2 separate regions of the Homo sapiens genome follow, and region 2 is linked to region 1. A link is an interaction called in ENCODE POLR2A ChIA-PET data of the cell type or tissue named here. Cell type or tissue: Caco-2. All regions are shown on one strand. Links, peaks and the distances in the headings refer to the core of each region. The heading gives the core; the rest is flanking DNA. Region 1 overlaps SLC17A5 (solute carrier family 17 member 5). Region 2 has its middle 9.7 kb from the start of DPPA5.

Region 1 (11,902 bases), core at 1-8,000:
TAGTCCCAGCTACTCGGGAGGCTGAGGCAGGAGAATTGCTTGAACCTGGAAGATGGAGGTTGCAGTGAGCTGAGATTGTGCCACTGCACTCCAGCCTGGGAGACAGAGAAAGACTCCATCTCCAAAAAAAAAAAAAATTATATATTATTTTATGTTATTAAACTTAATACCCACTATCCCACTCAATAGTGTTAGTTCTTAGAGTTACTACAATACATAATCTAGATACTGCAGATCATTTAGAATGTCCTGCTCTCCCTATGTTTATCTGTCTCATTTCCATACCTCTGTACATGCTGCTGCTTTTGCTTGGATTGTTCCATCTGTCCCTACTGGTGACTTCCTGCTCCTTGAAGAGACTTCTCCAAGAGGCCTTCTCTGACTGTCTCCACTGTCCCCTCCATCAGATTAATGTGCCTCTTTTGTTCCTTTTTATATATACGTACATAGTACTTTGTCTTATTGGCATAACTTTCTCCAGATAAAAAGGAGGAAGAAATCCTTTTTACTAAGTGCCTGCTATAATGTCTTGCAGTATTTCATTTAATCCCCATGCAGCCCAGTGGGTAGATGGTGGTCTCTACATATTATAGCTAAGAAACCTGAGAATGAAAACTAGTAAGTAATTTCTACAAAAGCACACAGCCAGTGAAAAATCAGAAACAGATTCATTCCCAGGTCCCACTCTAAATTAGCCTGTGTACTTTCAGTTACACCCACACACATTCCTAAGTTTAAAACACATTTTAGAAGCTGATGTTTGTTTTTGATGGGTGCCATGTTCCTTATGCAAGCATGATTTTGCTTTGAACTTGATGCTCAATGGATGTTCTCTCTCTTGGTCATGCAAGCATGCTTTTGTTGGATCAATTTCAAAGAATATTCACATTCCCAGGCATGTTTTTCTTTACTGCTATACCTTCTTGAAATAAAAATTTTCTGATTGAATATATTTGTAATCAGCAACCATTTTATTAGCTAGTAATTGTTTATTTTTAATATTTCTTAGAATCTCATAGTAATATACTTTGTGACACCTGAGTTGGCTTTTTATTTTCTTTTTTTTTTGAGACGAAGTCTCGCTCTTGTCCCCCAGGCTGGAGTGCGATGGCGTGATCTCGGCTCACTGCAACCTCCACCTCCCAGGTTCAAGCGAGTCTCCTGCCTCAACCTCCCGAGTAGCTGGGATTACAAGTGCCTGCCACCACGCCCGGCTAATTTTTGTATTTTTAGTAGAGACGGGGTTTCACCTTGTTGGCCAGGCTGGTCTACAAACTCCTGACCTCAGGTGATCCACCCGCTTCGTCCTCCCAAAGTGCTGGGATTACAGGCGTGAGCCACCGTGCCTGGCCGCTTTTTATTTTCTAATTACTGACTATGCATCCAAAAGTTAAAGTTGCCTGATCTATAACTTGTAGGTCAGATTTCCAAGTAATACCACGAGTAATTTGAAATCATTTTACTTACCTTTCTTTCATTTCTCAACATTCTAGCCCCTTGTAATTCACATGATAAGGTATATCATAGTCCCAATAAAGCATCACTTAGGGAAAACTAATAATGTACAGTAAAATAAGATAACTGCAAATAAGGATAGAATGAAGTAATAACATTACAAATTACAGTAGCATAAAATAGAGTTTTTTAGAGTAAGAGAATTACTAATAACTTCATCCCTCCCCTTCACTTACTCCCACATCTAACATTTGGGCAAGGCCTGTTAATTCTGCCTTTAAACATCTCAGATCTGCCCATTTTTCTTCACTGCTGCTTTCACTGTAGTTTAAGCCACCTTCATCTCTTAGCTGGAAAGCTACAGTAGTCCTTTAAGTGATCTCCCTGACTGTACATTCCTTACACCCTTCACACTTCTCCTTTCTATAGTCTCCATGCAGGGTCCAGATGAGCTCTTTAAACCATCAACCAGATAAGCTTTTTAAACCATAAATCACATCTCATCACTCCTTTGCTGAAATAGGTAATGATCTTTTTAAATGCTGCATTGACAAAACAGACATAGTACATAAATCTGGGTTTTTCTTGCTCCAAATTGCTCAAAGTAACACATTTTAATGCACACATTTAGCTAGATTTTTGAGTCCCCCATCCAGACTTCTAGGTAATATCACCTGACACAGAGCAATGATAAAGAAAACATGTTCTGCTGGGCACAGTGGCTCACGTCTATAATTCCAGTGCTTTGGGAGGCTGAGATGGGAGGATTGCTTGAGGCCAAAAGTTCAAGACCAGCCTGGGCAAAATAGTGAGACCCCGACTCTACAAGTAAAAATTTAAAAATTAGTCAGATATGCTGCCATATGCCTTTAGTCCCAGCTACTCAAGAGGCTGAGGTGAGAGGATCACTTGAGTCCAGGGGTTCGAGGTTACAGAAAGTTATGATCACCCACTGTACTCCAGCTTGGGCAACAGAGCAAGACCCTGTCTCTAAAAAAAAAAAGAAAGAAAAAAGAAAATGTGTTTTTTTACAAAACATGCCTCACAATATCCAAACCGTCATTAACTGGACAACTGCCCATTTGGTTGCAGCAGAAAGCAAATTCGCCTAGATTCTAGTAATAGAGACAATGTGAATAGAACTTTAGAAATTCAGTTCTTACAGATCTGGATCTAACTATGGTAGTGGTACCATAAATTTCATAGCTGTACCCCTGAAGAAAGGATTTAAGAATGCCAAATGAAAAGTTTCCTGTTAAAAGAAGTTAATCTTACACAGGGAAAAAAAAATAATAGCAGTTGTTAAACATAGGAGGGCATACAGAAAAGTGAGTTGGATCATAATATATTAATATAAACCTAAGTATAGTTGTGCATATTCATTAATGTTTCAGTCTAAATCAGTTCATCTGAGCCAGTATCAAGACTTTTGTATTCTGTAAAATATATTCTCTCCTTTGATGCTAGGTTAATGAAAACACCAGGATTCTTAAGTAGGGGAAAAACATACACACATTTATATGATGTTGATGTGTCATTACCAAATAAAAGCACACATATTTTCATTTAATTTTAATATGTCATTGCTTAATGAAATACATGTTTATATCTTTAAAGAGGTATTTATCAGCCACTCAGAGTTTACTAAACTTAAAGATGTTCAGACTCTGGATTAGCTAATTTCTCTTTGTTACTAAGAGGTTGATTATCCTTAGTCAGCATCCTGAATCCTATCCCTCTCCAATTCTGCAACTCAATAAAAGAAGAAAAAAGAGAAACTATGCATAAGCCCACAGTTAGAGTAATAAATAGGTCAAACTCCTCCTCTCACATGATCCTTTTATTGGTTCCTCCAACCTACTCTGCATTCTTTTTTTTTTTTTTTTTTTTTTTGAGACGGAGTCTCTGTCTCTGTCGCCCAGGCTGGAGTGCAGTGGCGCGATCTCCTCTCGCTGCAAGCTCCGCCTCCCGGGTTCACGCCATTCTCCTGCCTCAGCCTCCCGAGTAGCTGGGACTACAGGCGCCCGCGACCACGCCCGGCTAATTTTTTGTATTTTTAGTAGAGACGGGGTTTCACCGAGTTAGCCAGGATGGTCTCGATCTCCTGACCTCAGGTGATCCGCCCGCCTCGGCTTCCCAAAGTGCTGGGATTACAGGCGTGAGCCACTGTGCCCGGCATCCTTTTTTTTTAATCATGGTGGTACATTCACTGATTTCCCTTTTTACTGTGAGCCCTTTACGCTTGATAACTACTGAGCAACTGTCACAGATGCTGCAACTGTCATAGGTTCTGCAAGTTTGCTTCTAGATTCTTAAATGCATTTAGTTTACGATGGCTTTAAGTATTAATCATGGCTTCTGATTCAAACCCAGCCTTTGAGGATACTCTTCGAGGTAAGAAATTTATCAAGAGAAATTTCATGCCCTACCCTTGGCAGTAAATTTTTTTTGCTATGCTACATTTAACAATGAGATGGCTACTAACTCATAATCAGTAATATATCATGTCATTGTAAGTACTCAAGTACTTATTGACCATGTTTCAGATAGTTTTTCAGAAATAGTAATGCCATTAAACCTCCTTACCTGCTTTTCTCATGCCGTATATCTTTGCCAGCTGACAAGGAGTAGGGGTTCAGTTTGAATCTGGAATAGATCTTTTTCTCAGCAAAGGTGATAAAACTACTACCTCCATGTTTTAATGAACTTTTTTATAGTTCAGGCTCTCATGTGTGAAATTTTTACCAAAACTACAGATATGAGAAACAGCTAATCTTTGACAAATGTTTCTTAGATTTGCTTAATCTAAGAATATTCTTTAACATTTTTTCATAATTATTTTTGTACTTTTAAAAAGCAACCTTTTTCATTATTTAGACAATATCATGTAATTAACTTTTTTAATTAAAGCAGCCGGGTATGGTGGCCAATGCCTATAATCACAGCACTTTGGGAGGCTGAGGTGGGTGGATGGCTTGAGCCCAGGAGTTCAAGACCAGCCTAAGCAACATGGCAAAACCCTGTCTCTAAAAATAAAAATTTAAAAATAAATAAAAATTTTCCCCAATCTTTATTTCAGCTCCAGTGTGCTGCTCTGCTCGTTACAACTTAGCAATTTTGGCCTTTTTTGGTTTCTTCATTGTGTATGCATTACGTGTGAATCTGAGTGTTGCGTTAGTGGATATGGTAGATTCAAATACAACTTTAGAAGATAATAGAACTTCCAAGGCGTGTCCAGAGCATTCTGCTCCCATAAAAGTTCATCATAATCAAACGGTAGGTGCTATTTTTTAAGGAAACAATTTTAATTATCCTAAAATACTTGCAAGTAAAAATATTAAAAGGTCTTTTTTCATCCTACAGAAACTATACTTTGTTTGTGTATACTCTGAATCACTTTCTTTTTGTGTTTTCCCAGGAACTGATTGGGCAATAACTTGTAACTATAGCTACTACTGCTATGCCGTAATACACCTTCATCTGTTTGAAAAGTAGTTCTTCCATTCCCTCTATAAACATACCATGCTTAAAGAAAATTTGGAAAAACCTGTTTTATATAACAGAAAATTAAACTGTTTTAAATTTTCTAAATAGCTTTTATAGGAGTATTATTTATAACCCTATATCACTTATAGAGTTACAGCTGCAAGAGAGTTTAGGTAATCTCAGTTGCAAGATGAAAAACAAGAACTGGCCAGTTTCTTAGGACATTCTTTTCTGAATGTACACATGCCCAACCTAAGCCACATAAGTCATTTTGCCTGCCTTATGTTATAGTGGTATTAATAAATGTGTATTCATCATTTGTTTATAATTAAGTTATATATACTTCATTTTATGTTGCTTATCACACGAGGAGATAGTACAGAAAGAAAAGCTAGTATTCTTTTTAGAAGTACATTTGCAGGCTGGGTGCAGTGACTCATGCCTGTAATCCCAGCACTTTAGGAGGCTGAGGCAGGTGGATCACCTGAGGTGAGTAGTTCGAGACCAGCCTGGCCAACACGGTGAAACCCTGTCTTTACTAAAAATACAAAAATTAGCTGGGCGTGGTAGCACACACCTATAATCCCAGCTACTCAGGAGGCTGAGGCAGGAGAATTGCTTGAACCTGGGAGGTGGAGTTTGCAGTGAGCCGAGATCACGCCATTCCACTCCAGCCTGGGCAACAAGAGCAAGACTTCGTCTCAAAAAAATAAATAAATAAAAAATAATAAATTTTTGGCCGGGCGCGGTGGCTCACACCTGTAATCCCAGCACTTTGGGAGGCCGAGGCACATGGATCACGAGGTCAGGAGATCAAGACCATCCTGGCTAACATGGTGAAACCCCATCTCTACTGAAAATACAAAAAATTAGACGGGCGAGGTGGTGGGCGCCTGTGGTCCCAGCTACTCGGGAGGCTGAAGCGGGGGAATGGTGTGAACCCCAAGGGGTGGAGCCTGCAGTGAGCCGAGATCGCGCCACTGCACTCCAGCCTGGGCCACAGCGAGATTCCGTCTCAAAAAAAAAATTTAAAAATAAATAAATAAATAAATAAATAAATTTTCACCCATTTTCAGTGCTCACGAAGATACTAGTTCATACTTAGATGAATCTCCTCTATCATTCACAAGCAGAGCATTCAAGCAGGAAAGAGGGTTTCTCTCTAAACAAAATAAATCTCTCCGAAAATCTTTATATTTGACTTTAATAATGTTGCTGAGTAACATTTGGGTACACATCACTCACTTTCTCCACTCCAACCTGTGACCTTCAGGGACAATACTGCTGGAATGTACATGAAATCCTAGAATTCCACAGATAAACTGCAAATTGGTACCCTAAATAAGGAAAAGTAAGAGTTTGCTTTGTGTCTTTTTCTTTGCAAAGTGCTTTTGTTGACCCTGCTACTTATCTTCATCTGCCTTATATCAGCAGTAGAAAGAAATCCCGGAATGGTTCTTGACATGTTGGCTTTGTTATACAGCTACACTGCATTAAAAATGTCAGATACTCAGATCAGTCACTAAATCTTCATTAGTACCTTGCTGTGTGCTGTTACTAATGAAAACACAGGTTCTATTCACATGAAGTTTGTGGCTTGATTTAAATTCTTGCTCTTTGGAATTGTTCCATGTGCTTGTTTAAGTGCTTCGTCTGAAATGGGGAGATATTATTAATATCTACATTTATGCATGTTAATAGCCAGCACTAAGTGAACACTAACTGTACATCAAGCCTTATTTTATGTGCCTATTTCATTTCCTCTTCCCAGATCACACATTCGGTAAGTAATAGAGCTAGGATTAAAACCAAGCCTGGTTCCCAAAGCCTAGCTCAGCCACTACAGTTTTCTGCTTAATAGCTTTCTGGATTAAGCCTGTGACTCTTTTTTTGGGAGGGGGAGGCAGGGCCGGGGGGGCGGCAGCCTCCCGAGCCATAGTAGGCTCAGAGATACCCAAGCCTTTTTTGTGATTCTTTTGTGAGCCTTCTTGGTCATAGTTATTATAAAGCTTCTGGCAGCTCATCCTGCAGTCTAGTTTTATAAAATTGCAAGCCTTCTTGAAGTTTACGACTGTCAGTTCTTTTTCATTCACTTCTAAATACTGTATATCTATATTGTTATGACTCACCCACCTACTAGAAAGTTTGCATGTTCTTCAGTCCAAAATAGTGGTTCAAAATCTCATTTATATGTACTTACATGCCAGTAAGAGAAAAGAGCTGCTCTGTGAAGGTCTTAAAGGATTGTTTTATTCTTTTCTGATTTTTGTAGGGTAAGAAGTACCAATGGGATGCAGAAACTCAAGGATGGATTCTCGGTTCCTTTTTTTATGGCTACATCATCACACAGATTCCTGGAGGATATGTTGCCAGCAAAATAGGGGGGAAAATGCTGCTAGGATTTGGGATCCTTGGCACTGCTGTCCTCACCCTGTTCACTCCCATTGCTGCAGATTTAGGAGTTGGACCACTCATTGTACTCAGAGCACTAGAAGGACTAGGAGAGGTAATTTTCTTTTCTCTCTTGTTTTACTTCTTACCGTGTGTCTCCTTCTCTTCTTCTTAAAGATGTCATTCTTTGGTATGAATATGAACCAAAAAATAACGTTGGATGATAACAGGGGTTTATTTTTTAGAGAAAGGACTAACTAGAAAATTACCTGAATAGATTTTGTTTGTGGTAAATGAGGTCTCTAGTAGGAGCACCCCGAAATTGGAACCTTTACTCAAAAACCAGAGAAAACTTTTTTCCAAAAGAGACTTCATAGCTCATACTTTAGGAGAGAAGAAAATAAACCATTAATAAATGGTTAAGATAGTCCGGGCGTGGTGGCTCATGCCTGTAATCCCAGCATTTTGGGAGGCCAAGGTAGGTGGATCACTTGAGGTTAGGAGTTTGAGACCAGCCTGGCCAACAGGTGAAACCCCATCTCTACTAAAAATACAAAAATTAGCCGGGCATGGTGGTGCACACCTGTAATTGCAGCTACTCGGGAGGATGAAGTGGGAGAACTGCTTGAACCCGGGAGGCAGAGGTTGCAGTGAGCCAAGATCGCGCCACTGCACTCCAGCCTGGACGACAGCAAGTCTCCATCTCAAAAGAAAAAAAAATGGTTAAGATTGACCATCCTTACCTCTTGTGCTCTTGCCACCGTTAAACTCTGCTCTATCATTGATGCCCAAGTCTGAAGCACATTTTACACAATAGACTGTTGAGTTGCATTTAATTTCTTTTTTATCGCTTATTCTTTTATTTTTTCTGGTCTTGTAACTTAGAGACAAATATTTTATGATTTTATATAACTATCTCAATTTAGTTCTATGATTCTGCTCTTTTTAGAAGTATTATTGATTTTTGCCTCTTTTATTTCCCTCCTCTTAATAGTTTTATCATTTTTTAAAATTTTGATTCTTGTCTTTCTTTTCCTTCCCACTTTTCTTTTGTATTTCATCATGTGTACCCCCATACTTAATAATTTTCACTTTTCCTTTATAACTTCGAACTTCTACCTCTGAAATCCAGGGAATGGTGTATTTTGCTCTCTTGCATTTCTTTAATTCAAGCAAGATAATGGCCACTGGGCTTGGTGTAGAGGATGAAGATTATTTTAAGTAGCAGTGTATCATGCTGTTGGAATGAACACTGGACCAGAGTTTGAATAATAGCTCTATTGTATCTAACAGTGAAACCTTAGGTAAGCTCTAATCTCTAGATCTCAGTCCCATCATTTTTTAAACTGGGACTAAAATACCTTCCCTGTTTTCAGTCACAGATTAGATATAAAATTCATATGTGATAAGGATTGCTAGAATACTTTGGAAATTGCCAGGTACTATTAAAAGATTTTTCATTCATCTGAATGTTTTTATTTTGTTCTTATCAGTAGAGGTCCATTAAGTAAACCCTTCCTGATCACAAAATTAAAATTACTCCTCTATTACCAGGTTCCTGTTCTTCTTGACAAAGTAAAATATACTTAAATCTAGCATATTTTCTCTGATCCTAGTATTCAATCTCCTTGCTGAATGTATTCCCATATTTTACTTCCAGTTTATGCCACTAATTTAACATTACGGCATATTGATCATATTACCACTGTTATCTCAGGTGACATTTTATTTATTCATTTATTTATTTTTTTCTAGTCTTTGAGACGGAGTCTCACTCTGTTGCCCAGGCTGGAGTGCAGTGGCATGATCTCGGCTCACTGCAACCTCCGCTTCCTGAGTTCAAGCAATTCTCCTTCCTCAGCCTCCCAAGTAGGTGGGATTACAGGCATGCGCCACCATGCCTGGCTAATTTTTGTATATTTAGTAGAGGCGGGGTTTCACCATGTTGGCCAGGCTGGTCTCGAACTTCTGGCATCAAGTGATCCACCTGCCTCCGCCTCCCAAAGTGCTGGGATTACAGGCATGAGCCACCGTGTCCAGCCAACAACTAAATAGAATTTAAGTTGTATTTATACTCAGGTTCTCTCGTCCTTCTTCATCCCTTCAATATGTATCACAGGTGCATTTCCTCATTCATAAAGGACACTTAGATTACTATCTTGCATTCCTACCATCTGATTCACCATAAATATACCTACATTGTCCCTAGGTTTTATAATAAAGTTTTCTACAACATAATCTCTGTGGGCATTTCCAAACATCTCAAGTTTTCTTCTATAATGACTCATCCTGTGGATGCTCCATCATATAGATTCTTATTGATTTGCAATGTACCTAAATCATCTTTGCCTTCCATTGGTATTACTTTTTTTTAATTCCTTTTGTTTTTGTTTTTGAAAGAGTCAGCGGAAAGTACAAAGTATTAAAACATTTATTCTTCTCTCCACTAATAATAGCACTAGTTACCATTTATCTTTACAACAATTATGCAACCGCCTTGAAGTTCAGGGAGGTTAACTAATCTTTCTGAAGTGACACAGAGAGTGTCCAAGGAGAGCCGTTCTCTCTCACTGTCCTGTGGTATCTCCTCATTTACCCAGTCTCTATGAAACTCCCTGTTTCCACATCCTGTTAGCTCTCCGTGTCAGTAATTGGCATCTACTAGGCTTGTTATCACAGGAAAAAAAAGAAGAAAGGCTGTAAACATGCTAATTGAATTCATCCTTTTTTTAATAGGACTGTTTTTCTGGTTGATTGTCAGCTTGAATTTTTTTTCAGTATCCCAAAATATTAGCTCAGTATTTTTTAAAGTTATAAGTTAGTAATATTCCCTTTCATTCAGGTGATTAATAAAGTGAATGAGTAAAATTAACCTTGAGCAAGATCCCTTTATGTCCTCACTCAGTACAATTATTTTAGATTTATTGTAACCCTTATCTTGTTGTCTTAAAACCAGTTCCAAAATCCATGAATCTTTGGGGAGTTTTACTTTTTTTTTTTAAGAGATGGTGTCTCACTACGTTACCCAGGCTGATCTCGAACTCCTGGGCTCAAGCAATCCTCCTGCCTTGGCCTCCCAAAGTGCTGGGATTACAGGCATGAGCCACCACACCCAGCCTCAAATTCTGAAAGTACTTCATTATAAGATATTTTCACTTAACACTGTAAAAATTTCTCATTTCATGGAACCTGATTCGTTTGATTCTTATCCAGAAAATGCTTTTGTAGCAAAATACTTAACTTACTTTAAAGCATTAACAAAACTACCTTACATTTCATCAGAAATATCATGTTCCCTTCTCTCAGGGTGTTACATTTCCAGCCATGCATGCCATGTGGTCTTCTTGGGCTCCCCCTCTTGAAAGAAGCAAACTTCTTAGCATTTCATATGCAGGTGAGATAACAATTACCAAATTTTGCTGTAATATGTTATGTATATATCAACCTTTGGGAAAAAGGGCCTGCATACCAGAACGATGCAATGTTGGATTGGATGCCCCTTTGGGGAGAACATTAAGTTTCGGTAGTATAACTTTATTACCAATTTTTCTCTTTGGCTCAACAACTTATAGTAATGCAGCTTAATTGACTAATGTCATTTTCCCCATCTGCCATCATCTATTTCAAAGTATGTTGTGTTTTCAGATATTGGTATAGAGATGCTATTTTTTTTCTTTTTCTGTTTACTTTTTTGGGGGTTTTAAATTTTATTTTTGTTTGTTTAGAGATGCTATTTAAAAAAAAGAAAAAAAAAGGCCAGTAGCTAGAAAATTGAGTGTTTTTGTCCTTAAATTGTGATTTCTGTTTTGATTAACTAATGAATGTATCATGATTCTCAACCCCTCTCTTCATGCATCTTTTTTCTATTGCATCTTTATTTGCCATCATTTTGATCTACAGGTGAGATAACATGAGTTTTATATATGTGAATTATAATTTTATCAGATTGCATAAGAAATTCTAGCCTTTCTTTCATTGACTAAATTAAAATTTTTCCACCGGACTGCTTTTTAAATACAGTAGTTGAGAAAAGGCCTCTCTGTGGTACTTTTAAGCTAAAATCTGAAGGATAAGAACAAACCATTCATGCAGGGAGAAGAGCATTTCAGCCAATCAGAACAGCATGTACGAGGGCACTCAGGCAAGAAATAACATAAGGGTTAAAAGAAGTGGAAAACTACCTTGGATGGCTAGAACTCAGTGAGTAAGGAGGATGATGGCATAAGATGAGGTTAGAGAAAGAGATAAGAGCCGGGTTATATCAGGTCTTACAGGCTACAGGAAAAAATGTAGATTGTTTTTTAAGAGGCATGATTCAATTACATTTTAAGAAGATTATTCTTGCAGCTATGTTGAGATTGACATGAGAAATCTGATGATAGGTTCAAGAACAGGTACTATCTAAGGTTCCCTTTTACCTATTGAATAAATCCCAAACTCCTTGAACTAGGGGCAAGATTCTTTACAGTCTTCACTACTTTGTTGCAGCTAGCCTTATATCTCTGGCAGATAGTGCCTAGCATGGAGTAGGTACTCAGTAACTGTTCAACTGTCCAACCTATTTTTCCAG
Region 2 (12,028 bases), core at 1,534-9,533, 300 kb after region 1:
TAAATTCCCAGAGGGAGAATTGCTGGTCCAAAGGGGAAAAACATAATTTTGCTAAATATTATCATAGAGATTGCCTATTTCCCCATTGCCTCACCCTTTTTTGTTGAATCTGATGAAGTTTCCCTGTCTTTTGTGCTGATAGCTTGAATTTGCTTTATGGACTAACAGTTGGTTGTTAGCACCCTCAGATGACCCTCATCTAGTGCACCCTTCAGAGAATCAGTTGGCCATGAAAGACTCTATGTGGGAATGTAGACCAGATACTTTTGAAACCCCAATTCTGCAGTGTAAATCAAGCACATAAAACTAACAGCCTTGTCCTTTAAGTCTAGAATTCTTTCTCTCTCTCTCTTTTTTTTTTTTGGAAACAGAGTCTCTGTCACTCAGCTGGAATGCAGTGGCATGATCTCGGCTCACTGCAGCCTCTGCCTCCCAGGTTCAAGTGATTCTCTTGCCTCAGCCTCCCCAGTAGCTGGGATCACAGGCATGCACCACCATGTCCAGCTTTTTTTTTTTTTTTTTTTTCTTCAGTATTTGTAGTAGACATGGGTTTTCACCATGTTGGCCAGGCTGGTATTGAACTCAATATCTTAAGCGATCCACCTGCTTTGGCTTCCCAAAGCTCTGAGCGTACAGGTATGAGACACCGTGCCTGGCCTAGAGTTCCCTCTTAAAGGCAGAGTTTCTAAATGCAGAAAACTTTGAGTAGGTATCAATTATGGTAGCAAAAGAGGGAAATTTAAGAATCTGCCATAAATTCCATGCAAGTCCTGGACTGAAAATTTTTCAGCTCCCCTTTCCCAATCCCCCAAACCAAAAATAACAGCAATAAAATACTTTAAGAAAATTCATAGGTAAAATTTTGGAAGTAAAAGTCTGAAGGTGGTTTGCCTTGGAGCGGATTTCTTTCTTTGAGTTTGCAGCTGGTGATCAGCTTTCCACCAAGGTTAAGTGCGACAATTACAGGAAACCTCAAGCTTTCTTGTAATGCAGATGAGAGGGGTCTGCCCTAAGGAGGGTCTGACAATGGGATGGAAGAGTTTTGGAGAGGAGATAAAACAAGTGCTTAGTCCAAGAAAGCCTTTAAATAACAAGCGATAAACACCCAATCAAGTGTAATCCTCCAACCCTAAAGTGGCTAATAATAATAACAATAGCTAACGCTGATTGAGAGCTTCTAGCTCCGCGGGGCTAGAAGCTGGGCTCTTTTATTAACTGAATTCTCAAAATATTCTCATTGTCCATTTAAGGAAATTGAGATCCCACCAATCACACCACCTCCCGGTATTTATGTCTTACATTTAAATGTATACGTGATTTCTTTGGGGGCCCTATGAAATGTTTTTATTTTTAATTTATTTTTTGCGACGGAGTCTCACTCTGTTGCCAGGCTGTAGTGCAGTGGCACGATCTCGGCTCACTGCAACCTCCAACACCCGGGTTCAAGCGATTCTCTTGCGCAGCCTCCCAGGTAGCTGGGATTACAGGCGCGCGCCGGCGTGCCCGGCTAATTTTTGTATTTTGAGTAGAGACCGGGTTTTGCCATGTTGGCTAGGATGGTCTCCAACTCCTAACCTCAGGTGATCCGCCCGCCTCGGCCTCCCAGAATGCTGGGACTACAGGCGTGAGCCACCGCGCCCTTCCGGGCCCTATGAGACTTTTTACCCTTTGGGTGGGCTGATAGAGCGGGAGAGGGGAAGCCAGAGTGGGTGTGGGTGTTCCTCGCAGGGCCCCGCGGGGTCACCTATGCCCAACTCATTCCCAAGTGGGCTCCGAGGCAGGCGCTGTTAGGTCTCCTGGGACTGAAGCCACCTGCAGGGTGGTCTGGAGCAAGTCTCCCAACCTCTGTAGACAGGCGGGCCCTCCGGGAGCTTCCGGTCTGGTTAGGAGCCACATGGATGTAAGAATCCGAGAAATGAACACCGGTGCTGTGCTGGGAGGCTGAAATGTTGGAGACTAGACCTGGGCAGGGAGGTCAGGGACGGTCCCCCAAGGAAGTCACCTTGGGTGAGATCTGAGTGACCGGCAGCAGTGAGCCAGGCGAGGAGGAAGGGAAGTGCAGCCCTGGGAACAGGATGGTGGCTAGGCCAGAAGGTTGAGCCGGCTGGGGCATGGCCGGAACGGGAGCGAGGCAGTTCCCCCCGGGGCCTCGCAGACCTTGCAGAGAGCAAAGGTAACCCATCCAAAGGTTTTGAGCAGGAGGTGACTATGGAACCACCCGGAACCACTCAGATAAGCTGTTTCCCTGTCCCTGGCAGCTAGGATCCTAGGATCAGTTTGGATTCTGATTCTTCTCTAATGGCTCTGCCCTGTCTCTCCACTGTTCCCATCGACTCATTTGTTGAATGGCATTATTGAAATATTTGTTGAAGGTCGGGCGCGGTGGCTCACGTCTGTAATTCCAGCACTTTGGGAGGCTGAGGTGGGCGGATCACGAGGTCAGGAGTTCGAGACCAGCCTAACCAACATAGTGAAACCCCGTCTCTACTAAAAATAGAAAAAAGCTGGGTGTGGTGGAGGGCGCCTGTAATCCCAGCTACTCGGGAGGCTGAGGCAGGAGAATTGCTTGAACCTAGGAGGCAGAGGTTGTGGTAAGCCAAGATTGCGCCACTGTGCTCTAGCATGGGCGACACAGCTAGACTCCTCAAAAAAAAAAAAAAAAAAAAAAAGAAAAAATTTAAATATATATTTGTTGAGTGTCTGCTTTGCTACATACTCAGGAGTGGTGTTTTAGGAAGAAAACAAAAATGACAATGTGGCCCACGAACATTTTCAGGATTTCAGAGACTATTTTCAGAAAACAAGTGTCTGGGGTGTTACTTACATGAAAGAAATTTGGAATATTAAATTGTATGGTAACTAATCAGAGGCAGAAATATTTTTTTCGAGGAGTTATCTGTATGGCACTAGAATTCCAGCGTTGGAATTTGTCCAGAGAGGGGCTGCTGCACCAAGTCTTGTAGCCATTTTGCAATCTCTGCTGCAGAAAGGGAAGGACCAGGTTTTCCAAACTTCACTCCAATTCTCAAAAGCTGGTCTTAGTTTCATGGGATTCCTCTTTTCCTTCTAGCTTCAACAGTCTAAATATTGTTGCATTGGGGATAGATAAGATTTACCCTCATGAAAATGCCAAATTAGCTGACCCTGGGATCACTGCCCATGAGTTAGCCCTGTTCTGCAAGGAGCAGTACTGTAAAACAAAACAAAAGAGCCAAATTAACTACGATCAAACCTTTGTATCCGCTGTTCTGCAACCACGGATTCAACCAACCTCCCATCAAAAATATTCAGAAAGAAAACAATAACAATGCAACAGTAAAGATACAAATAAACCCCAATACAATGTAACTATTTACATAGCATTTGTATTGTTAGTAATCTAGAGATTATTAAAAAGTATAGGGGAGGATGTTTATAGGTTATATGTAAACATGTCATTTTACATTAAGAACTTGAACATCTGTGGATTTTGGTATGGGAGAGGGGGTGCTGAAACAAATCTCTCAGATAGGGAGAGATGACTGTAATATTTCATTGTACCACTATAAAAGGAGAAGAAAATGTGCAACATAGGGCTCCTAGCCTAAACTTCTTTCACAGGCATGGGAATTTAATGGGGACAAGTAGGGCAAAAGAAACAGGAGTATTAGGGCAAAAGAAAATAGGGCTTGGGGTCTGTGGGAGGGAAAAGAACTAAAAAGAGGAACAGATAGACAATTTATCTCTTTTTGAAGCTTTAGTAAATTTTGATGAGAAGAGTCCCAGACCCATCTGTCTTTTAAAGAATACAGATAATCAAGTGCTGGGGTCAGGGGCTATCCCATGTTCAGGATGGTGATTTTGTGGGTGGGGTAGGCTGGCAGAGCCTACTGACATCTGGGTGATGAGAAGATGTTGGTTGGTTAGGATGGCACTTCTCACTCAAGCCCTATAACTTGATTTTCCAAGATTAATGATTACTTAGGATTATTTGATTTACCCCCCTACCCCCAGGTTCCTGTTGTAAACTAAAAATAAAATTGTGGCTCACATCTGTAATCTCAGCACTTTGGGAGGCCAAGGTGGAAGGATTGCTTGAGGCCACGAGTTCTAGACCAGCCTGGGCAGCATAGCAAGACGCGATCTCTACAAAAATTAAGAAATTAGCTGGGTGTGGTGGAACATGCCTGTAGTACCAGCTGCTCAGGAAAGCTGAGATAGGTGGGAGGATTGCTTGAGCCCGGGAGTTGGAAGCTGGCAGTCAGCTCTGATTGTACCACTGCACTCCAGCCTGGGTGATGGAGCAAGAGCCTGTCTCTAAAAAATAAATTAAAAAATAAATTAAAAATGTAAATGTAAGAACTGGTAGAAAAGGCTGGGCGCAGTGGCTCACGCCTGTAATCCCACCACTTTGGGAGGTCGAGGCAGGCAGATCACAAGGTCAGGAGATCGAGACCATCCTGGCTAACACGGTGAAAGCCCTTCTCTACTAAAAATACAAAAAACTAGCCTGGCGTGGTGGCGGGCACCTGTAGTCCCAGCTACTCGGGAGGCTGAGGCAGGAGAATGGCATGAACCCGGGAGGCGGAGCTTGCAGTGAGCTGAGATGGCGCCACTGCACTCCAGCCTGGATGACAATGCAAGACTCTGTCTCAAAAAAAAAAAAAAAAACCTGGTAGAAAAAAATATTTAAATAATAAATTATATAATCAGGCTTCTGTAAACCCAACATCAAAGGCAGAAATCATAAATCAAAATAATACTAGATCAGGGAGCTAAAAAAATTGGAAAGTCCCATTCTTTTTTTATATTTTTAATGTTTTTGAGATGGAGTCTCACTCTGCTGCCCAGGCTGGAGGGCAGTGGCACAATCTCAGCTCACAGCAACCTCCACCTCCCAGTTCAAGCGATTCTCCTGCCTCAGCCTCCTGAGTAGCTGGGATTACAGGTGTGTGTCATCACGCCCAGCTAATTTTTGTATTTTTAGTAGAGGTGGGGTTTCACCATGTTGGCCAGGTTGGTCTCGAACTCCTGACCTCCGGCAATCTGCCTACCTTAGCCTCTCAAAGTGCTGAGATTATAGGTGTAAGCCACCGTGCCTGGCCTCTATTCTTTTAAAAAAGTCAAAATGAGGTGGGGTGAGGGGCAAATCAGCAATATAAGGACGAGCAAGTGGCTAATACATGAGTAGTTAAATAATTCTCACAAATCAGTAAGTAGGCCCAGCGAGGTGGCTCACGTCTGTAATCCCCAGCACTTTGGGAGGCTGAGGCAGGCGGATCACCTGAAGTCAGGAGTTCGAGACCAGCCTGACCAACATGGAGAAACCCCCCTCTCTACTAAAAAATACAAAATTAGCCGGGCATGGTGGCACATGCCTGTAATCCCAGCTACTTGGGAGGCTGAGGCAGGAGAATTGCTTGAACCCAGGAGGCAGAGGTTGCGGTGAGCTGAGATAGCGCCATTGCACTCCAGCCAGGGCAACAAGAGCAAAACTCCATCTCAAAAAAATTCAGGAAGTATATCTTTTTTCTTTTTTTTTTTTTCTTCAGAATCTTGCTCTGTCATCCAGGCTGGAGTGCAGTGGCTCAGTCTTGGCTCACTGCAACCTCCCTGTCTCCTGGTTCAAGTGATTCTCCTGCCTCAGTCTCCTGAGTAGCTGAGACTACAGGCACATGTCACCACACCCAACTAATTTTTGTATTTTTAGTAGAGACAGAGTTTTACCATGTTGGCCAGGCTGGTCTCAAATTCCTGACTTCAGCTAATCTGCCCACCTTGGCCTCCCAAAATGTTGGGATTACAGGCGTTGAGCCACCGCGCTCATCCTCAGTAAGTATATCATAACAGAACAATCAGCAAATGAAGAAATGCAAATAACCCACATGCTTCTGAGAGAAAGTATTCAGCCTCTAGCTTAGAAATGTACACCGACACAATTAAATGCATTTTTTCACCTGTGAGTTTGGCAGACATTTAAACCAATGCCATTTGGAAAAAGTTCCTGATATTCTGCATCTCAACACTACAATTCAAGATAACTTCTAGGAGACCAAGCACCGTGGTTCACGCCTGTAATCTCAGCACTTTCGGAGGCCGGGGAGAGCGGATCACTTGAGGTCTGGAGTTCAAGACCAGCCTGGCCAATATGGCAAAACCCCATCTCTACTAAAAATATGAAAATTAGCCAGGTGTGGTGGTGTATGCCTGTAGTCCCAGCTACTCGGGAGCCTGAGGCAGGAGAATCAGTTGAACCTGGGAAATGGGAGGTTGCAATGAGCTGAGATAATGAAAAAAACAAACAAACAAAAAAAAACAAAGACAAAAACAAAACGCCCAAAAAAACCAACCTTCTAGGAATTGTTTTATAAAGAATGTCCTTTGCAGCCTTATTTGTAATGGCTATCATATTTTGGTTTGAACATTTGGGAGGCTGAGGGCTAAAGCTAGGGCTGGTTCTCAGCCCACATGGTTCTGAAGGTCCCATTTCTAGTTTCTGAAGTGGTTCCTTTTTGTTCAAATACTTGTTGCATGGCCTAGGGGTGCTGCGTGTGAAAGAAAAAAATGTAGTTCACAGATCTCTGGGTTAGAGAGAAGGGCCAGGAGTGTGGGGAACTTTTTGAGGTAATTCTTGTTTCTTTAATTTTTACTCCAAAGAGAAACTTTTTAGTCTTTTGAATTCAGATATGATTATCTACCAGCAAGTCATTTGGTAATGTAAATAGGATTGAGGGGTCATGTCCTTCATGCAAAACTTCAGTATGTCCTGAAGAAGGGAAATTAGTTGTTTTATTTAACTAAAAGCAAGCTTACTAATTTTGAATTATTTTCTTTAACAGTAAGCATAATTTTTTAAGATAATGTCATAAGATGAATGAAGGAGGATTAGGGTGCAGTGAGAGAAGGCATCTGTCTAACATCTTGAAGGCTTTATCATCAACAAAAGATGAACTATTCTGTGATATTTTAGAAGGCAAAATAAGTTCTAGTGTTTGGAAGTTTGTGGATGCAGATTCTGGCTCAATGTGGAGAACTTTCTGACACAGCAGTTTAACAAATGTAATCTTGTGTGCAGGATATAAAGGGAGATACCACCTACTTGCATTTTTAAGGGGCTTTAGCTTAAAAGTGCCAAATATAGTTAGTACAAAAATTAGTGCAAAAATACAGTGAGTACAAAATTCCTCATGATTAGTCATAGCTAGATATTTCTCTAAAAGTTGAACATGATATGAATTAATTTGCCTGCATTTAATGCCTAGGTTTTGGAATAATATATATCTCCAACAGTCAGCTGTAGTGCCAGACCCCTATTAACTTCAGTAAGGATGGCACCAGGTTCAAGAAGTCAAAGAAGAGACCTGGAGCCAGTGGAGGAGACATAGGGTTTTATTAGGGGGAACTTATAGACAGGGACAGTCCAGTGACAGTGGACTGGACAGGAGAACAACAACCATTTGCAAAAAGCATGCCGTTTATATAGCTTCTTCATTTAGCACCCACCTGGCAGCAAGTGCTACATGGCAACTTTCATTTCTTAAGTTACTGCTCTCAGGTTTGTCTGCCATACAACATATATCACAGTTATTGCTTTCAGGTGCATCTATCATCTATCAGCCCAGTGGGATATTCACACTTTGGGTAGCTGAAAGGAATTCTCGCTGATCTTTGGATCAGTTAAATTTATATACAGTGGGCCAGGTGCGGTGGCTCATGCCTGTAATCCCAGCACTTTGGGAGGCCAAGGCGGGCGGATCACCTGAGGTTGGGAGTTCGAGACCAGCCTGCCTAACATGGCAAAACCCCATCTCTACTAAAAATACAAAAAATTAGCCAGGTGTGGTGGCGGGCACCTGTAATCCCAGCTACTTGGGAGGCGGAGGTTGCAGTGAGCTGAGATCATGCCATTCCACTCCAGCCTGGGTGACAAGAGCAAAACTCCATCTCAACAATAACAACAACAACAATTTGTATACAGTGAAACTCCAGTGTGTGTATGTATGTGTGGGAAACATTCTTATTCTTGGCAAGATATATAAGAAAATTTATTGTATTGGCAGATTGGATGAGGAGTTAACACGTGAAGATGGTCTTCCCTTCATTCCATATGATATTGAGTCCCTCCTTATGCCCACATATTTGAATATGGATTGCTATGGTAAGGTCTGAAAGATCAAACATCTACACTTACCGTAGCGCAGCATCAGCTCCCTTCCCTTCCCTTCCCTTCCCTTCCCTTCCCTTCCCTTCCCTTCCCTTCCCTTCCCTCCCCTCCCCTCCCCTCCCCTTCCCTCTCTTTTCCGTTCTTTCTTGCTTGCTTGCTTGCTTTCTCTCTCTCTCTTTCTTTTTCTTTTTTTCTTTTTTTTTTTTGACGGAGTTTTGCCCTTTTGCCCAGGCTGGAGTCAAGTGGTGTGATCTTGGCTCACTGCAAGCTCTGCCTCCTGGGTTCAAGTGATCTCCTGCCTCAGTCTCCTGAGTAGCTGGGATTATAGGCACCCGCCACCATGCCCGGCTAACTTTTGTATTTTTAGTAGAGATGGGGTTTTACCATGTTGGCCAGGCTGGTCTCGACCTCCTGACCTCAGGTGATACACCCACCTCAGCCTCCCAAAGTGCTAGGATTACAGATGTGAGCCACCGTACCCGGCTTTTTTTTTTTTTTTTTTTTTTTTGGTGAGACAGAGTCTCACTCTGTCCCCAGGCTGGAGTGCAGTGGCAAGATCTCAGCTCACCGCAACCCCTGCCTCCTGGATTCAAGCGATTCTCCTGCCTCAGCCTCGTGAGTAGTTGGGACTAGGCATAGGTTGCCAGGCCCAGCTAATTTTTGTATTTTTAGTAGAGATGGGGTTTCACCATGCTGGCCAGGCTGGTGTCAAACTCCTTACCTCAAATGATCTGCCTGCTTTGGCCTCCCAAAGTCCTGGGATTACAGGTGTGAGCCTCTGAGTCTGGCCTAGCATTCACTCTTAAAGTCAAATGTGCAATAATAGTAATTGCTAACCATGTTCCTCTATAGCTGTACAATTAACTAAGCACTTCCTCTTCCATGTCTCCATTAATAGACACAACATCACTATTGTTATGCCCATTTTATCAGTGAGAAAACTGAAGTTGAGGAAGTTAAGGGTCCTAATACCGTCATTCTCAAAGTGGCCCCTTGACCAGCATCATCTGAGGACTTGTTAGAAACACAGATTCTCAGGCCAGGCATGGTGGCTCCCACCTGTAATCCCAGCACTTTGGAAAGACCTCACTTGAGGTTAGGAGTTAGAGACCAGCTTGGTCAACATGGTGAAACCCTGTCTCTACCACAAATAAAAAAATTTGCCAGGCATGGTAGCAGGCACCTATAATCTCAGCTACTCAGGAGGCTGAGGCAGGAGAATTGCTTGAACCTGGGAGGCAGAGGCTGCAGTGAGGCAGATTGCTCCACTTCACTCCAGCCAGGCAACAGAGTGAGACAACGTCTCAAAAACAAAACAAAACAAAACAAAAAAACAAAAATTCAGATTCTCAGATCCACCTCAGACCTACTGAGTCAGAAATTCTTGGGTGGGTCCTAGTAACCCATGGTTTAACAGGTCCTCCAGGTGATTCTGATGCACACTAAAGATTGAGAGCCACTGGCTTAAAAATAAGTGAATTCAGTTAATGTGACTCTTGCCTCCTTTCTACCTTGGAGGTTAAGAGAACACAAGAAGTGTTCTACATTCATCAGCATAGGTCTTGTTTTTTTTTTTTTTTTTGAGACAAGGTCTTACCCTGTCGCCCAGGCTGGAGTGCAGTAGCTTGGTGTCGGCTCACTGCAACCTCTGCCTTCCAGGTTCAAGCGATTCTTCTGCCTCAGCCTCCCTAGTAGCTGGGATTACAGGCACCCACCACCACGCCCAGCTAAGTTTTGTATTTTTAGTAGAGATGGGGTTTCACCATGTTGGGCAGGCTGGTCTTGAACTCCTGACCTCAGGTGATCCACCTGCCTTGGCCTCCCAAAGTGCTGGGATTATGTGCTTGAGCCACCGCACCTGCCCAGGTCTTGTTTAAATGATACAAACATGAATCTAATAAGGAAAAGAATTGCTCTGGGTTGTGTTTGTGGAGAAGGGGAGCTTTCTTTGCTTGTTCTATCTACAAGGAAGTGGCTGAGCATTATGAAAACTTAGTAGCTGTATGTCCTTAGATACACTCTTTGTGTTTTTGTTTCTCCATCTGAAAATAAGGGTAATAATTGTAGTACCTCCTGAAGTTGTGAAGATCAAAGGAGTTAATATGTTAAAGGCTTAGAAAGGCATCTGGCAGGTGGTTAAGCACTCAAACACAGTCATGCACTGCCGTGTAAGGATGATTCAGTCAATGATGGAATGCATACAATTGCCTACAGTATTCAGTATGATAACATGCTGTAAAGGTTTGTAGACTAGGAGCAATAGGCTACACCGTATAGACTGGGTTGTAGCAGTTTATACCATCTAAGTTTATGTTAGTATACTCTATGATGTTCACAAAATTACAAAATGGCCTAGTGACACGTTAAACAAGTTTTGTTTTTGTATCTAATAGGTATTACCAGTGTAACTAGTTTTTATTGAGTTGGATTTGGCTCAGTGCATGCAAAAAAACAAAACAAAACAAAACAAATCTCACTATTCACCATTCAATTTGCTCAGTCAAATTACTCTTCCACATCTCCTAAATGAAATCTCAACGAGGTTTCACAGCCTTTTTTGTGTGTGTGTGTAGGGGTAGGGGGTGTGGGGTTCACTTTCAGAAACGAAAATGTCCAGCACAGTTTCATATCAGCCAGGGGATAGAGGGCATCATAAATGACCACTCAATCTGAGGTCTCTTCACTCTTGATGGTAACCTGCTGTTAGAGGGCCCTGGTAGAGGGATCTCTGAAGACCTCCTAAGAGGACTGCAAAAGCTGGAGTGGATGTATGCTCTCCTTGGAATTCTTTGGGCTGACTTCTTCTCAGGATGACTCACGCTGGCTCTCTTCTCTAGGCCATGCACTTTTGCCCACCGGCAGGGGAAGCACCGCCTATTCCACTCTAGTCACCTCCCCTTGCTTTGCCACTGGGGCAGCTGGCCAGCCTTTTGCCTGTAGACTATTTCAGGTATCAGCTATTTACTAGACTCTGTGATCCATCAATTCTAGAGGACACAGAACAAAATATCTTGGTAGTTCTGAAGACCCCTCTCTTAGCTTGGGAGGAGGTTGGGGAAGTATCCCTTGCCTCTCTCATGGGAGTGAACACAATCTTTCTAAAGAAATCCTTACTGTCTCATTAAAATTTTAGCCTTCTGTACATAGACTGGAGTTGGGTGATGGGCTAATGCTGGTAGAGCTGGATTTTTGCCAAGCAAGCCCTTTGCAAGCCCTCCATCGATGCTCTAGCTTCCTCTAATAGAATGTGTGGGTATTTGGATCTATTTTTCTTAGATTTGGGGCCTCAGGCTAAACTACAAAGAGCTCTATTTTAACATTCTATTACAGGGCTTTTATAGGAATATTTTTTATTGTTATTTGGTACTTTGTAGATATTACTAAGATCTTTTACTGTCCCAGAGGATTTTGTGTATGGAGAGGAATATTGGCTATTTGTACTTTACTTCATCCCCAATTTACTATTATAAATCCTTTAATTTGTGCCTGCCAGGGGGAGACATGGTAAGTCATCATTTTAAAAATGTTAGCTTTTTTTTTTTTTTCGAGACAGTTTCGCTCTTGTTGCCCAGGCTGGAGTACAATGATGCGATCCCAGCTCACTGCAACCTCCGCCTCCCGGGTTCAAGCGATTGTCCTGCCTCAGCCTCCTAAGTAGCTGGGAATTCAGACATGAGCCACCACACTGGGCTAATTTTTTTTTTGTTTTTGAGACGAAGTTTCGCTCTGTCACCCAGGCTGGAGTGCAATGGCGTGATATCGACTCACTGCAACCTCTGCCTCCTGGGTTCAAGCGATTCTCCTGCCTCAGCCTTCTGAGTAGCTGGGATTACAGACACCCGCCACCATGCCTGGCTAATATTTGTATTTTTAGTAGAGATGGGG

What was found. ChIA-PET counts read pairs that join two places held together with the same protein. Peaks named below come from ENCODE experiments on the same cell type or tissue, not always from the same donor. Only the 100,000 strongest peaks of a DNase experiment are listed, where the experiment ranks them.
Region 2: POLR2A ChIA-PET joins it to region 1 with 13 read pairs; 2 of 35 experiments call an interaction of 5 or more read pairs at or near these places.

Annotation. Positions count from the first base shown.
Region 1 is chr6:73,637,236-73,649,137 of GRCh38, reverse strand. SLC17A5 (solute carrier family 17 member 5) reads left to right here. Exons shown (of 11, transcript NM_012434.5): 2 at 4,535-4,731; 3 at 7,214-7,447; 4 at 10,639-10,726. Among named protein-coding and RNA genes, the nearest start is that of SLC17A5, 11 kb to the left of the region's middle. RefSeq lists enhancers at 4,289-4,458, 5,422-5,591, 6,201-6,370, 6,700-6,869, 7,108-7,277 and 1 more. In Caco-2, for the core only: no CTCF peak of the experiment used is centred there; a DNase peak (open chromatin) is centred at 3,407; H3K4me3 peaks cover 806 bases.
Region 2 is chr6:73,338,523-73,350,550 of GRCh38, reverse strand. No RefSeq gene overlaps it. Among named protein-coding and RNA genes, the nearest start is that of DPPA5, 9.7 kb to the left of the region's middle. RefSeq lists enhancers at 553-1,056, 1,057-1,561, 1,562-2,065, 2,066-2,570 and a silencer at 5,459-5,659. In Caco-2, for the core only: no CTCF peak of the experiment used is centred there; no DNase peak of the experiment used is centred there.